Regions from separate parts of the Homo sapiens genome. Here region 1 is linked to region 2. Evidence: chromatin loops called from intact Hi-C (ENCODE). Cell type or tissue: GM12878. All regions are shown on one strand.

The links. Peaks named below come from ENCODE experiments on the same cell type or tissue, not always from the same donor. Only the 100,000 strongest peaks of a DNase experiment are listed, where the experiment ranks them.
Region 1: a loop joins it to region 2, with 4 times the contacts of the local background. A loop is called at or near these places in 4 of 110 quality-filtered maps.

Annotation. Positions count from the first base shown.
Region 1 is chr2:17,641,829-17,649,828 of GRCh38, reverse strand. VSNL1 (visinin like 1) reads right to left here. Exons shown (of 4, transcript NM_003385.5): 3 at 204-419. LOC124908054 (a long non-coding RNA gene) reads left to right here and starts at 359. Exons shown (of 2, transcript XR_007088658.1): 1 at 359-6,740. RefSeq lists an enhancer at 4,845-5,632. In GM12878, a CTCF peak has its summit at 3,574 (motif pointing left); a DNase peak (open chromatin) is centred at 3,568.
Region 2 is chr2:17,514,902-17,522,901 of GRCh38, reverse strand. RAD51AP2 (RAD51 associated protein 2) reads left to right here and starts at 4,462. Exons shown (of 3, transcript NM_001099218.3): 1 at 4,462-7,733. The coding sequence starts at 4,487. It also overlaps the pseudogene LOC101928149. RefSeq lists a silencer at 4,190-4,439 and enhancers at 4,201-4,750, 3,735-4,934. In GM12878, no CTCF peak of the experiment used is centred here; DNase peaks (open chromatin) are centred at 1,911, 4,451 and 6,979; H3K4me3 peaks cover 852 bases; H3K27ac peaks cover 415 bases.

The sequences.
Region 1 (8,000 bases), 130 kb before region 2:
GACAGTACGGGCCCCATGGCTTGGTTCTGGGACCTCCCCAGCACTGTGCTGCAGCGGGGACAGAAGCAGGAGAAGTCCAGGCGTGGTGTGCAGCTGGCAGGGCTCGAGCAGAGAGAGAAGAAGCCACTAAGGCCTGCACCTAGGAGGCTGCCGTGGGGTCTCCTTCTGTGCCCACCACCCGCCAACCACACCCCGGGCCTCACCTCGATGATCTCCAGCATCTCCACTCGGGTGATCTTGCCATCACCATCCAGGTCATACATATTGAAGGCCCAGTTCAGCTTCTGCTCAAAGCTGCCCCTGGAGGTGATGGACAGAGCGCAGATGAACTCTCGGAAGTCAATGGTGCCGTCCCCATTCTTGTCGAAGGTTCGGAAGGCATGCTGGGCAAACTTGGAGGCGTCTCCATAAGGAAAGAACTGCAAAGGAGAACACGCGCAGTCAGGTGTCGGGAGGGGATGGAATCGGGGCGACGAGGTAGGTTCCTAATGACGGCATCACAGGTGCTCCTGGGCGTTGTCGGAGCCTCACCCATTGGAGAGCAGTTTGGCCTGACTGTCAAGGGCAAGGGCAGGCATTAGGGGAGGCTTTCTCACAGCAGGTGCTCAGGTACAGGCATCTCATTGTTTCCTGTGGGTGAGGCTGGTGACATGTGGCTTTCAGTTGATGGGGCTTGGAATCGGTCAACAAGCACCACCTGATGCTAGTGTTGCAGCATCTCAGCTCACTCCCCCCAGGAACAGGACTGAGGCAGACAGCAGTTTCTCTCCCCACACAGGTGGTGCTACACGAACTTCAATGTTCCTCTAGATATGAGAATCTGGCTTCATCGCTGCCCAGTAGGGCCAGAGGGAGGGTGCCCAGACCTGGTTTCTCCTGCCACCAGCCCTCGTCCTGGGCCCACACTTATCCCCTCCCTGGGTGAGGTTCCAGTTTCTAACTTCTTTTTGCAGGGACTTTTCTTTTGCAGAACAGACATTTAAAACTCATTAAAAATAGAACATGACTGGGCTTATTTTTGAGAGACATAAAGAGGTTTCTTCACAGAGCCAACTGTCACCAGGGGTGTGTGGGAGGCAGAGAATGGACACAAGGAGGAAAGGGAAGCATAGACCACAAGGAGGGAAGGCCATGGGGAATCAGTAGGTGGTGGCCTCAGTCCCCTTGGACATAAGCCTAGGCCAGTCACAAACAGCAGGTAGTTCTGATAATTAACAAGGAAGAACTGCAAAGCCCCAAATACAACCAAAAACAAACCATGTGCTATTTTAAAGCAGAGAAGTTACGTATGTATTTCTGGATGAATAAATCTGGGTTCTGGGCTCTATAGGCAAGCACTACAAGGTCTATAGAAGATTACTGAGGTTGCTCATTGATATCCCTTTTCCTTCGTAAGTTTTGCACCTGCTAAGTGGACCAGGTGAGCAGCCTTCATACAGATGGCCTCTTTGCCCACTCTGGGCTATCTACCTCGAGGAGCCCTCGGTCCGTCTTTCTCACTGTGCATCCTGACCTGGGTCCTGCAGAGCTCTGCTGCCCACTCCTCCTGCACCTAGAAGCACATTGGAAGGTAGAAAATTTCCCTCCAGACATAAGATATGCTTTAACACAGAAGGATTCTATACATGGGGCCCAGGGAACAGCCAAGCATTCCAGGAGAAGGAAAGTACCCATTACTTATATTTTGGTAGTACCCATTGCTAGGCACAATGATCTGTTCCAGAGACTATTCCTATATAACAAATCACCCCAAAAGCTAGTGGCTTAAAATGACAACAATCATTTTATTATCTCACGAAATAAACATTTGAGACCCATTTCTTTTTTTCATCAAACATATCTTTTCCTGGTTACAAAGGACAATGTTCTCTTATGTTCCCTCATTCCCTAAACATATCTTTCACTTCTCTTATCCTTCATTTTTCATTATTCGTCAGAATTCACTGCGTTCTTATTCATGTCGGGCCTCGTCTTGGGTGCTATGGACTCAGAGAGCAATACCTCGAGGTCTCTGTGTTCCGAGACTGCACAGTTAATGGGGGGACTTTACTCAAAATTGACTTGGTCATGTTACTTGATAAGAACTAGAACAGAGGAGAGGGCAAAGTATTACTAAAGCTCAGTAAATGAGCTGTTAGTTTCAAGGAGGGAGTTGTAGAGGGAAGGACTTTCCTTCTTCTTTGAACAGCTCAGCATGACCCCAGCCCCTCACCCCCCAATGCTACTTAGGTGCTTGGTACCTGAGGACAGGCTGCCAGGCGCTGAGTTTTGAACTAAACAATGTTGAATCTGAAAACTTCTAAATAGGCAAGTTTGCTCCTCCTGTGCCTTATGCATGAGTGGTCCTGGTCCCTTTCTAGAGGGTACTTTGGCTGATGTGTTCATCTGCCTTGTGATTAGGGGCCTGGGTGGGGCTGGCACCTGTGAACTGACTTGGAGTGGAGCAGAGCGAGCCCCTGGACAGGTTCCCAAGTCCCCTTAGTGCTGTTTACCCGCCAGCATTTCTATGTGCAGTTGGCATGAGACCAGTGGGCACGAAACCTCCATTCGTGTAGGTTTCTGGCACTGTAATGCTTTAACTATCTTATGTCTCACAGCCTACTTTTAGGTTAAGGGATAGTTGACAGTTTTATCTAAAAATAACTGGGCACCTTGGGTCAGTATATTAAAAATTAATTTAGGTCTAAAAAACCTTGAGAGAAAAATCAATTGTAAATTTTGAGCTATAAAAGTTACATGTGTCTTGCAGAAGGTCTATATACTGACTTTTACAACCAACATGTTTACTTTAGAACTGAGTGTGTGCTCAAGAGCCTTCAAATTTCTGGAGGGGTTGTTTCCTTTAGGAAATTTATCCTATCATGTTCTGAGTGCTTTGAGTTTTTCTAACTAGGGACATGCTCCTTATTTTGACAAAATAATTCAACTCTAGATGGATCATCACAGAGAAATGAAGCTGCATTCCCTTCAATTTCTTAGGAAGAATTCAGGGTCTTGAACTCAGATTTACTTCTCCTGGAGGACAACAGGGCCTGAAAAGCACAGTATTTTTCTTTTTTTGCGTACTCTTGTTCAATTTCTTTTTAACTCAATGTATTTTGTTTCAATTCTTGTATTAAATTTTGACATGGAAGTAATATTCGATGGCAGTAATAATCTATAAATAATATGACAGATACAAAGAACTTTGAGGTTGAAAAATTAAAAATGTATATACACACTCATATGTATATGTATATGTGTGTGTGTATGTGTATTAGTGTTCTCTCACTTAATTTTCATAACAAAATCTGACATTGTACTTTCCATTTTGTGGATGAGGAAGTGGAAGCCTAGAAAGGTCAAAGGCATTTGCCTAAGATTCCTGGCTGTCTGCAGCAGAGGCTGGATTTGAATGCAAATCTGTCTGACCGTTTCTGCCACACCTTGAGATTTATCTTAATCAAGTGTTAGCCGAGGAAATAAACTTAACTCCACATTTGATGAAGCAACCAAATGTGTTGCATTATGTAATTCTTAGCATCCATTGCCTCTGAAGCTTGAAATTCTCTGCTCTGAGTATTTTCGCCACCTTCTGGCAGCACATATGTACTGCAAGGAAATTACTGAGATTCTAACTGAGTTATTTTCTGACTCATTCTTTAACTCAACATTGAGAGCAGCTGCTATGTGTCAAGGACAGTGTTAGGTGCTGGCAATAAAATAGAAGAAAGACATAGAGCATTAAGGAGTGGGGGAAAATAGGCATTAATCAAACCACCATATAAAGAAGTATAAAATTTTACTGTGATAAATTACAAGTGTATGGAGCTGCAAACAAAAGTAATGGACATGATATTGTCAGTTTGAAGCTTTAAAATATTCGCATGTGGTCCTTTCCCCCCATCCTAATATACAGGCTGCTGACAATTCATTGTTCTTCATCATAGCCTAGAGTTTCAGAGTCTGAGACTTCTTGGGATTACACAGACCTTGACTGCTCCCGGTTGTACTCCATACCCTGTCCCTGAACCGAACAACCTGCAGAAGAAAACCCCAGGAAACACTTGAGGTCTTTTCTTTCCCCAGGCAGACAACAGGAGTCTTTGCATGGTTTAACCAGCTTCCTCCTGGCCAGGGCAGGAGCTTTTTCTACAGACAGTGGGCCCCACTCTGCATTTCTTTCTTTTCAGTAATCTATCTAGTTGTGAATATCAAAATGTTTGTTTCCTCTAAGAGGTGGTGCATGAGAACCAGACACATTAGCCTCTGGGCCTCCAGGGCCCCACCCAGCGTGGGCACAGAAAGGCTGAGTGATGATCTACAAACACTGTGCCTCTCTCCAGTGACACATTTCCTCTGCACCCCTATCCCAGCCCTCCCCAGCACCATTGCTGCCTGGATAGCTTATCCTTCCAGAGAAAATATTGCAGCATTTCCCACATGAATCTCTCCCCTCCAAAGATCCCTGGTTCACTGCCTCAATGTGATGGAGGAGGCAGCTCCCCAAGAAGTTCTCCAGCCCAACCTTTGGGTGGGGGTGGGGTGGGCACAAGCAAGGCCTTGGCCAGGACTCACCCCTGCCCATGCAACAGCTGATGTGCTGTGTCAGGAGGGGTGGCAGCAAGGCTACTTCGGAGGATGCCTCTCTCCAGGGCTCTGCCCAAGGCCCAGCTCCTGGCTAACACTGGGCAGCCCTCAGACCTCAGAATAGATTTCTGCCCATTAGTCTGCTGGAAATAGAGCTCTTGATAGGAAATAGGGCTTCAAAAAACCAGAAGAGTATTCTTGGACTGCTCCGCTGCTCACAGTCTTGGAGAGGTCTGCCATCCAATCCCGCAGAAGACATAGTTGCTTTTAAAACACCCTCACTTGGGTCAGTTTTGTTTCTTTTGTTCTCAAATTTCAAAGGCCTATTTTGCCTGGCCTATGAATATACAAATACAATCACCCTGAAATACAGTTGCTCAACCTCCAAGGTTATCTCCCCTTACCCTGCTGGAATTAGCTAGTGGCTTCTAGCCTGTTCTGGATGACCTGGTCTTGTACCTACCTCTTCAGGCCCTGCTACTGAGACAGTAGTTATTGTTTCATGAGTGTGTCTCGTGGAACAAGGCTCTAAGCAGGTCCTTCTCACAGGCCACCCCAGCTGATTCTTTCAGCAAGGGTAGGACTTGCAGGAGGGTCATTTTTCTGGGGTAAGTAACTGGCATGAGGTCACATCACTAAGGGGTGCAGGAGGATCAAACTCAGTGCCATCTGAGTCAAAGCCTTGGCTCTTCCCAGCACCAACTGCAGTCTCCTTCTCCTCCCACACCAGCCCTGCAGACAGACCCTCGGCCTGTCTCTTCCGGGGTCTTGACCTTCCTTGGCTACACTGTATCTCAGAGGCTCCCTAAGGGGCCCCTCGTGCACTGTCAGGCTGCTCTTTGCTTTAGGCCTACTGGGCTTGTCTACCTTCTGTGGGAACCACCAAGGACAGGAGCTGTTCAGATGAGCTCACCTCTAACTCCTTGTCCTGGGGGCTGAGGCCTTCACGTGGGGTGGTCGGGCCTTTCCAGCAGACCTCCTGCCGATGGGCAGAAGGTTAGTGTTGGGGTCTCATGTGCCCTTAGATGCTGACCATATGCCTTTGAGAGGTCATTTGATATTTGGTTTTGGCTTTCAGCTCTTCACATCCATGAGGCCTCCCCCAGGAATAGGACCCCATTGTAGTGGTACATTCATTGCTTCCTAACTTTCCCTACACTGAGGCCCTTCCATCCATCGTCACCACAGCTCCAGGGGAAATTTGCACACCCATGTTTGGTCAAGTTTCCTTCCCACACCCGACAATAGCATCTAATTGTTCTCAGAAGAAGGAACGAGACTGTTTCCAGGCCTCAGAGACCTTTCTGTGTCTGGTCCCCACCTCTGTGTCCAGCTTCTGGTCCCCCGGCTCCCTTGTCCCGGGGCCGCTTTCACTCCCTGGGGCCTTGCTGGCTCTCCCTCCCCTGCCACAGTCATGGGACCATTGCCGTGCTGCTGCTGTGGTCTGAAAGTTCCTTTGCTGACCTTGGCCCAGTGAACCCCTGTTCCTTCTTTAAACCTTGATTTGGTCTGGGTCAGACCCCTGTTACACACATGCATGTCACTGTAGGGAACATTTGTTACAATTGTGAAGAAATGTTCACAGGATTGTGGATTCGTGCCCTTTTTCCCTAGTAGACTGTAAGCTAAACGGGGCCGAGAATGACCTGGTTTTGCCATTGCTGTAATCTCTGGTGCCTGGTACAGGGCCAGGCACACAGTAGGTGCTCAGTAAATGTCTGCTAAATGAACAAGTGACTCAGCAAACAGATCGTTTCGAGGCCTTGAGAGACAGGGCAAATCTACCCACTGACCAGTAGAAGGGTTGAAATGTGCTCTGGAAGCTGCCTGAAGCCGGCTGTGCTGCAGAAGGCTCACCACTTGGCCTGCAAGCCCATTCGCATTACTACTTAAGCAGATGACTCATGAGGAGATGAATCAGCCCAGAGCAGCACTTGCACTTTAGTCACATGGATGGGAAGACGAGAGACATTTTCCCTTAATTAGAAATGGTGAGTCCAAAAACTGTTTTCTGCCAAAGTTTTCATTCAACAGATACTCACAGAAGCCCAACTGGTGCTGGGCTCCATGCTGAGCTTTGTGAGGGCAGGAGGGAGAGTGAGGAGAGGCAACCACGCATAAGAAGATAGAAGGTCTGGTCTCTGCCCTCAAGCAGATGTGATAAGCCAAAGGTAGGTGCAGCCTGACACATGAGCTCCTTCCACATGTAGGCTCTCCAGAAGGAGGTTAAGGACACCCTCGCCCACCCCCACCCTCAAAGGGTTCTCACAGATCCTAAGGTTGCTTCTCAGAGCTGCCCCATCCCTTGTCCTCTGGGTGACAACTTCCATTTTCTATCATCACTGCTTCTTCAACATTACAGTCTTTATTACAAAAGGTAGCCATTATTAGCCTGTGATTCTCGTATAATTACATCTATTTGAGAATAAAATTACTCTTGAACTAAATTTCTAGAGAAGGGGCTTTCGCCTCCCGGGACAAGATAAGCAATTTTCACTTATGTCTTAGGCCAGATCTCTCTGTTTACACAGACTGCCCCAGAAAGGTCATGAACTCCCAGAGAAGTTCTGCTTTTTTATAAAAAATGAGAATGAGGCAGTAGAAATCCAACCTCCTTACCTTCCAGATCTCCTTCACATTAGAATGCTCACCGGCTGGGCGCAGTGGCTCATGCCTGTAATCCCAGCACTTTGGGAGGCTGAGGCGGGCAGATCACAAGGTCAAGAGATCGAGACCATCCTGGCTAACACGGTGAAACCCTGTCTCTACTAAATATACAAAAAATTAGCTGGGCATGGTGGCGGGTACCTGTAGTCCCAGCTACTCTGGAGGCTGAGGCAGGAGGATGGTGTGAAGCTGGGAGGCGGAGCTTGCAGTGAGCCAAGATAGCGCCACTGCACTCCAGCCTGGGCAACAGAGCTAGACTCTGTCTCAAAAAAAAAAAAAAAAAGGAATGCTCACCATGGGAAAAGCCAGAATCATCTCTATGTTAAGGATGAAATTATATTTTGTTCTTCATTGTATCCTTACTGCTCTCGAATAAGGCTCTGGTATGCTGTAGGTGCTTTATAAGTGCTACTATATTCGGATGGGTAAAGGAAGCAATTTACTGCAGAGGAAAAGATGCTGGTTGAGTGACAGAGTATCTGGGTGTGACTAAGGTCACGTCATCTTGTCTCTTGGGACTTTCGTTTCCCTGGATATAAAATGACGGATAAATCAGATAAGCTTCAACATTTCATTTAGCTATAATATTTTATTTAGTTTTTCTGATTCTGGAAGTAAAATTTTTAAAAAAGAAGGGATGTTACTTTCATGACTTTGGATTTGTCATTGACCAAAGCACCTACCATTCCCTTTGTATCTAATGTCCTAATTACAGGATCAAACTTCGAAGGGTGAATCTCTCTCTTCTCTTTCTCCCTTTCTCA
Region 2 (8,000 bases):
TGTAATTCCTTGAAAATTTTAAGTAAAAGATAGCTATATAAATTTGCCATGTCCAACTAAATATTTATGTGACTAAACTCAGGAAAAAACTACAAAAGGAGGAAGTAATCTAAGTATTTTAAGTTTATATGATTAAAAAAAGACATTTTGTCCTCTCAAAACCTTGAAAAGATTTTTACAAAAGTCTAATTGGAAAGAACTCGTAATTGTTTTTAAAAAAGGTGTTATTTGCAATTGCACGGATTCTAATAAAAAACAAACTCTTGCTTTATTTCAGCGACAGGGTTCTTAAATTGTTACTGAAATTTATTAGAGTATCAAATGGATGTTGTAAATAGTGGAACATTCCACCTGTTTTTCCAATACTTAGAGCTCAGGAAAAAGGTTATTTCTAATTAGCTAAGTAAGCAGAAAATATAATAACATAATAATGCGGAGAAATTTAGAAGTTAAAAAAAAGGTTAGCAAATAAAACTGTAGGGGTCTAAAGATGACTGTAAACTTTGGATCACTGCAGAAAACTTTCCTAAGTAAGACCTGCCACTATGCTTTAAGCAAACGAAGCAGCATATGGCCTAGACTGAAACTGCGAAGGGCTTTATACATTTAAGGGATGGCAAGAAGTTAAGTGCTGCAGGAAAGTAAGTTGTGTTGTGGGAGTAGATGTGGAAGCTGAAAAAAACAGTTTAGAACTGAACTATGAGGAACTTTCTATGTCAAATTAAAGTTTGTATTTTATTCTGAAGGGCATCAAAGGTTAAAAGAAGTTCTTAAGAAAGTAACAAAATGATTAATATTCTATTAAGAAAAAAACTTTTGTAATGGTATTGGGCAGAAGTTGAGAAGAGACTAGTAAAATGAAGACTGGTTTATTACAATATTCTCAGAAAGAGATAACGAGAGATTGAAATAAAGATGATACATTATGGATAAAAGGGGGATTAATTTCAGGGTCATATTTGATGTAAAATCAACAAGATTTGATGAATGTCTATGTAGGGGATGCATTTTGGGAAGTAGTAAAACAAAAAAAGAGAAAAAGTTAAGGATAATATAAGAGTTTTAGTTTAGGAGACTGGATAGATTATGATGTCATTAATGAACATTGAGGACAAAAAGGTGGTTTATAGTTTAAAGCATTTGCACATATGTTATCACATTTAAGATGTTATTTATGTTACAAATTACCATTATTGCGCTGATAAAAACTTAATCTTATATGCAAATAAATGTACACAGTATCCTGATTTTCTTATTTTCCCCTAGTGCTTATCATTGACTTGATGAAAAGTGCTATTTGTGTTATTTATAGCCATATTTATTTTAAATATTTTTAGTAAGTGATGATGTTTTCCTTTCTAACTGCTGTATTTAAATATTTTTGTTAGTGGTTCTTTTAACTGTTTGAAATATATTTTATTATCTTTCAGTTTGAAACAAACTTTTAGATTTAGCATATTTATTCACTTCTTACATGATTTATTAAAAGAAGTAAAAGGGAAAAACTGTCTTGTCATATTTCTGGTTCTACCATGAAACACAAATGATGCTAAAACCACTAATATTTGAAGTCCATTTTGAACTCCTATGGTGTTATAGCTCAGCATAGTTTTCATGTTAAATGTATTTCAACATGATTATAAAAGCAAGTCTCTAATGTATAAAACTAAAGCAAAATAACACAAAAACAAGAAACTTAAGGCACTTTCAAGACACCATGAATCCATTTGAGTTGGTAAATGAGTATTAACCATGGAGTCATTTCATTTCTTCTAATTAACTGAGGTACTTAGAGGCACTGGGGATACAAAAATTAATAAATCCTTGTCCTGATTAATGGAGCCTAGTGGAGGGGACATATAAACAACTCAATACAATAAAGACATTTTAAGTGTTCTACAGTTAGAAATAAATTGCTATAGGAAACAGATGACGATGCAAGTAATTCTGCCCAGGGATTGGCTACAGCAGGGAGGAGGAAGAGAAGCTTTCACCGTAGAGGTAACTTTTGAGTAGGGCCATTTAAGGCTTAATAAGAATTTGCCAGGAGGAGAAATGAAGGGCTTTGAGAACATACATAAAAGAGCAAGAAAATAAACATTCTGGTGTAGGCAGCATGGGGGCAAATTGTTTAAAAAAAAAAAAAGAAGCTGAAAGAGTTAAGTAGGACCTAGTAGTGAGGATGTGACATACTATGCTTAAGGACATTAGACTTGATATTGATATTGAGTAAATTTCTGATTTAACTCTAATAGGAGATTGTGTCATATCTTCAGTATGGGGTTTATCTCATGAACTCATTAATCCTTTTATTCATTCAGAGTTGAACTATAAGAAGACACCACGCTAAAAGAAATCAGATAGATGCTGTCTTTAAAGCTCAGTTTACTGTTACTAAGGAAGGTAAGAACTTCAAAGGAAGGGTTGGGTAAAGTGATATAGAAAAATATGACATTTGAAATGGGCTTTGAGGCATCAGTAAGATTCAGACAAGTCTTATTTATATTTTGATTATGATGAGTTGAAGACATAATTTTTTGCATTTCTCACTTATAACTGGTTCATTTTCTAGGTGGCATTTAAAAAAACAAAGGAAAAAACCCACATAAATAGTGGTTTCAATAGCCATTGTTTGAAATGGCAGTGGCCATTAGTATAATGTTTAAATAAGTAAATGCAAGAAAAGACTCTTTTTTTGGTCTTTATGGCTGTAAGTTTCTTCAGGATGGAGAAAATAACTATACATTTCTGTATCTTGGAGTCAAACAATTGTTGAGTTACATGTAATACTTCTGGGTTTTATTTGAATTTTAATCCTTAAACAATGTAGAGTTGTTAAATAATGATGTGATGGAGATATAAAAAATAATGTGCTCTTGGGCAAACTAGCAAGATGAAGAAATAATCAAATATCAAGTTACAGATCAATCTAGACTAGAAATCACAATCAATGGCATTTACTTTACAGATTTAAAAAGTCTTGGTCCTAATATCACACTAGCGCACCAATTATATACACCTTAGCTATACAAGTCACCCCTTATGGGCTAAAACAGAATGGATTAGAAAAGAATATAGATTTGTGGAAAATCTGGGATAGAAAAGCAATAGAACATAAGATACACAGAAGTAGAACTTGGAGAATTCACTGATGTGGAATCTGAACCACTGCCACATTCTTATTTATAGTGTTAATGAAGTGCTTCTGCTGCAAGGCTTTCTACAAACTTAAGTAAACATTTCTCTAGAGGAATTTACACTGAAGTAATCACAATGTATCTAAGAGTATTTAAAAAACATGAAACTGGTGAACATCTTATTACCTAAAGTAGAAGGCTAGTTATATATTGCCATCTATGCCATGGGAGGGTTCTGAAGTTAGGATTCTGGTTGCATGTTATTGTAGTTATTATAAATTTTAGCATAAAATGTAATATAAAACATACCAAGCTTGAAACAACCACCAAGGGAATCGAGGTGTTTATTACTGAGCACCAGTTACATGTTTCTTAAGAAACATGTATATAATAATAATAAACATTTTGAAAAACATTTTCTTCTTAATGATTATAGAATTCACAAAAACCAGAATTGACTGGAAATCATAAATGATTCTCAAAGCAGGAAAAAAAAAAACAAGAAATAGCGTCTAAAAATTTGTTAGTAGGTATGAGTCAGACCTGTATTATTATGTTTACACTAAATGGGGTAGTTCAAACATATAATATTTTATCTCTAAATAATTTTATCCACAATATTTGAGAAGAAATCCCCACAGCACATAGTAAACTATTTTTTTTTTAGTCTTAAGTGAAGAATAATAATTATCCGGATAATAATTTCCACACATTTTTTCCTCAGATAGACTGGTAAGTACTGGTGGCTTTTTTCCCCCAAACACACTTTATTAGTGAAGTGGAAATATTAATATGATCTTAAGTGACGCTGGAAGGATTAAAAAGTTTTTCCATACACAGAGAGATTTGGTCTGGTGCTGACAGAACTACACGATTTTACTGGAGAGTCACTCGAGCCGTTGTGGAGATGCCGTTTCTGAGGTAAACAAAATTTTAGAATTTAGAAAATAAAGTTGTTACCATTCACAAATTTTTTTTTTTTAAGTGAGAGGTTCTAACTTTTCCCCTTCGTTCTACCACAGGGAAAAAAGCATTTAGACTCTCTACAGTCGTGGCATTAGAAAAAGGCGCTAAAAATAGACAATGTAACGGCCCAGGGTGCTCCGACCTTCAGTGGTGAGACAACCGGGGCGCGTGGGTGGGGGCAGGGAGAGGAGGGACTGAGGGAGGCGGGGCGGGGCTGAGGCTGGGGCTGTGGAGGGGCGGATTCGGGGTGGGGCAAACCCTGAGATTAGGCTAAGGCCAGGTCTTGAGGGGCGGGTCAGGGGCGTGACCAGAGCGGCCCGGAACCGCCTATTAAGGGATTGGAGCCCCGCCGGGACTCGGACAGATCCTTTCCATTCGCTGTCATGTCTCTCCCTCAGCCCACGCCGCGGATGGCCGAGCTCAGAAAGCCTACCTCCTCTTTAACGCCTCCTGAGGACCCGGATTCCCAACCACCTAGTAGCAAGCGGCTCTGTCTTGAGGAGCCTGGAGGTGTCTTTAAGGCGGGCTGGCGACTGCCTCTGGTGCCTCGCTTGTCTGAGGCGGAAAAAGTCTGGGAGTTGTCCCCTAGACCCTTCAAGGGACTCCTTGTTTCAACGAATGCTATTTTCGATAACTCCACAGACTCGTGTGTGGAGAAATCAGTCAGTGGGAAGCAGATATGTAATCTGAAATGCTCAAATCTCAAATTCCAAATGAGTAGCTGTTTGCAGTCTCCCCCCTCACAAAGTCCTGATTCTGATTTGAGGGCTTCAGGAAGGTCTGAGGCAGGCCTGCATGACAGAGAGGCTTTCAGTGTGCACCGCAGTAATAGCTCCAAAGCAGGGGTTAGTCAACTTCTGCCCAGCACCTCTATACACGATATACATGGAATTAGAAATGAGAATCGAAAACAACAGTTTGTCCAAGGAAGAGACAATGTTCACAAAGAAAATCCATTTTTAGATGTTACCTTTTACAAGGAAACTAAATCACCATTTCATGAAATTAAGAACAGATGTAAAGCTAACAGTGTTGTGCCATCAAATAAAAGAGAAAATAACATTTCATCATCTGTACTAAAAATATCAAAATCTCAAAACCAGCCCAGCTTGGAAATTGCCAAACCTAGCTATTTTAGAGATAGCGGCACAATAAGTGTCCCTCAGTTTCCAATGGACTTAAATAGCAAAATGTCCTCTGTCTATTTAAAGGAAATAGCGAAGAAAAAGAATGACAAAAAAGAGGCATATGTTAGGGATTTCACAAACATTTACTGGTCCCAAAATAGACCTGATGTTAAGAAGCAAAAGTTACAGAATGATAAAAAAACTGTAGAAGCGGAAAACATTTTTTCCAAATGTTATGAAAATGACTACCCATCACTCAGTAGCCAAAATACTTGTAAGAGAAAAGACTTGATCAGTTCAAACTACTGTAACTGCAGTAGTATCCAGTGTAATGTAAGAGACTCTAGAAAGAATTTCGCTATACTAGAAAATGCAAATTGGGAGGAAGCAGAATGTCTGGACAGTTACGTACTTACCAGGCTGGAAAAATCTCAAAACTGGGACTGTAACGTTAGACATATTTTGAGAAGAAATAGAGGAAATTGTTGGATTATAAATAATTGCAAGACTAAATGTGAAAATATGAAAAAAACTGAAGAAAAATGGAATTGGCTATTATTATTAGAAATAGACCTTTTAAGCAAGGAAGATTACCACTGTGCAAAAGTCATCAATGCATATGAAGAACAATCAAAGCTTCTCGTAAGAGAAATATTAGGTAGTCAGACAGCTTTAATAACGACTGTTTGGCTAAATGGTAAAGGAGAAAATGATAATACTCTACAGTTGAGATACAATACTACACAAAAAGTCTTTCATGTGAACAACCCTTTTGAAAGTTTCATTATAGAAATTTTTTATTTCCATAAAAGTATTTCAGGAAATAAAAAAGATAATAGTATTTTAACCTGCTGTAACATTTTGAAGTGTAAAAAGCAAATTGGTATAATTGGTATTCAAAATCTAATAACCAGAAACATGAATACAAATATAAAGAATGGAATTTTAAGCATATATTTACAAGATAGTGTTTCAGAACCTTTAGATATTCTATTGAAAACTAACATAGCTTTTTTGCTCAATAACTTTGACTCTTTAACAAGAATTGAAAATGATTTTGAATTAGAAGAGGAATGCATTTTCAAGTGCATGCTTTATTTGAAGTATCCAAAAAATATAGTGGAAAATCATACTGCATATCTAGTAAAGATTTTAACTTCTTCAAGACTATTAGAAGATAATATGAAACCTATGTTAAAGAAAAGGAAGTTATTTAGAACTGAACAAGTTTTTGAAAAGTCTAAGAAAAAACTCATTAATTCCTTCAGTATGACAACTCAAAATACAGGTTTTCCGATTTTTGAAACATATGAAAAAATTCCCCTTTTAATGGACTTTGATGACATGGATGAAATTTCTTTAATAAGAGAAATTACTTGTCAGAATATGAGTTGTCCTCAACAAGTTGTGAATGTGGAAAATTGGGCTCACTATAATTCTAGTACTGTTAAAGCACATGGTAATTCTTGTCCTCAATTTATACAGAACAACCGAGGATACATTAATGAAAATTTTTATGAAGTAAATATGCACAGCCAAGATTTAAATATGGAAAGAAAACAGGGACATAATAAGATCAGTAACTTTGACTGTGAGCACATATTTGAAGATCTCTGCAATGTTAGGCAACAGGCCATACCAGCAAGCCACAACATAATACATAATGAAGAGACCCATACCACTTCTATAACTCAAGTACTAAATTTTTGGAACTTGCTAAGTGAAATAGAAGAAAAAAAATATGACTTAATTTTGAAAGAGGAAGTAAAAGTCACAGCTGAAAGTTTAACAAATAGTTGCCAAGTTCACAAAGATACTAAGATAGAAAAGGAAGAGAAAGATAGTTTTTTTCCAATGGATGACATGTTTTCTGTACAGTCAGTTTCATTAATAAGTAAGGAAGTAAATGTGGAAGAAAATAAATATGTTAATCAAAATTATGTAACAAATACAAATGAATATGAGAGTATTTTGCCAGAAAGGGAGATAGCTAATTCAAAGGATTTTCACAGAAAGAATGACTCTGCATTATATATTAATCATCAATTTGAAACTGGTCTGAGTGAAGGGAATGATGAATGTTTTCAGGACTTAGCTGCTAAATATTTATCAACAGAAGCTCTGACAATAGTAAAAGATTTTGAGATGAAGAGAAAATTTGACTTAGTACTTGAAGAACTTCGTATGTTTCATGAAATTAGTAGGGAAAATGAACTTCTAAGCACTGTGGAAACAAACAATGGGCAAGAAAATTACTTTGGAGAAAATGATGCTGAGAAGGTAAAAATGGAGATAGAAAAAGATTTGAAAATGGTTGTGGTCAACAAAATACGTGCATCTTCCTCGTTCCATGATACTATAGCAGGTCCTAATATGGGCAAAAGTCACCAAAGTTTATTTAAATGGAAAACTGTACCCAATAATGGAGAACAGGAAGTTCCTAATGAGAGTTGTTATCCAAGTAGATCAGAGGAAGAATTACTTTACTCTACTTCTGAGAAAGGTATGAAATTCATTTTAGAACATTATTTCTCATGCTAGAAAAATTACTGCTTTTTTCTGTGTAGGCCAAATGTATAATTTTGACAACAAAGAAGGAAGGTAGAGATAAAATGCAAGACAATGTTTATTGATGCACACTATTTTCTTTCTTTTTTTTTTTTTCCAGCAAGAAGCCATAGCTTTATTTATGATAGAAACAATACAAATTTCAAAGCAAGCTGCAGTTACTCCTTGGAAACACCAAGAAAAAAAAAAAAGGTGTTTTCAT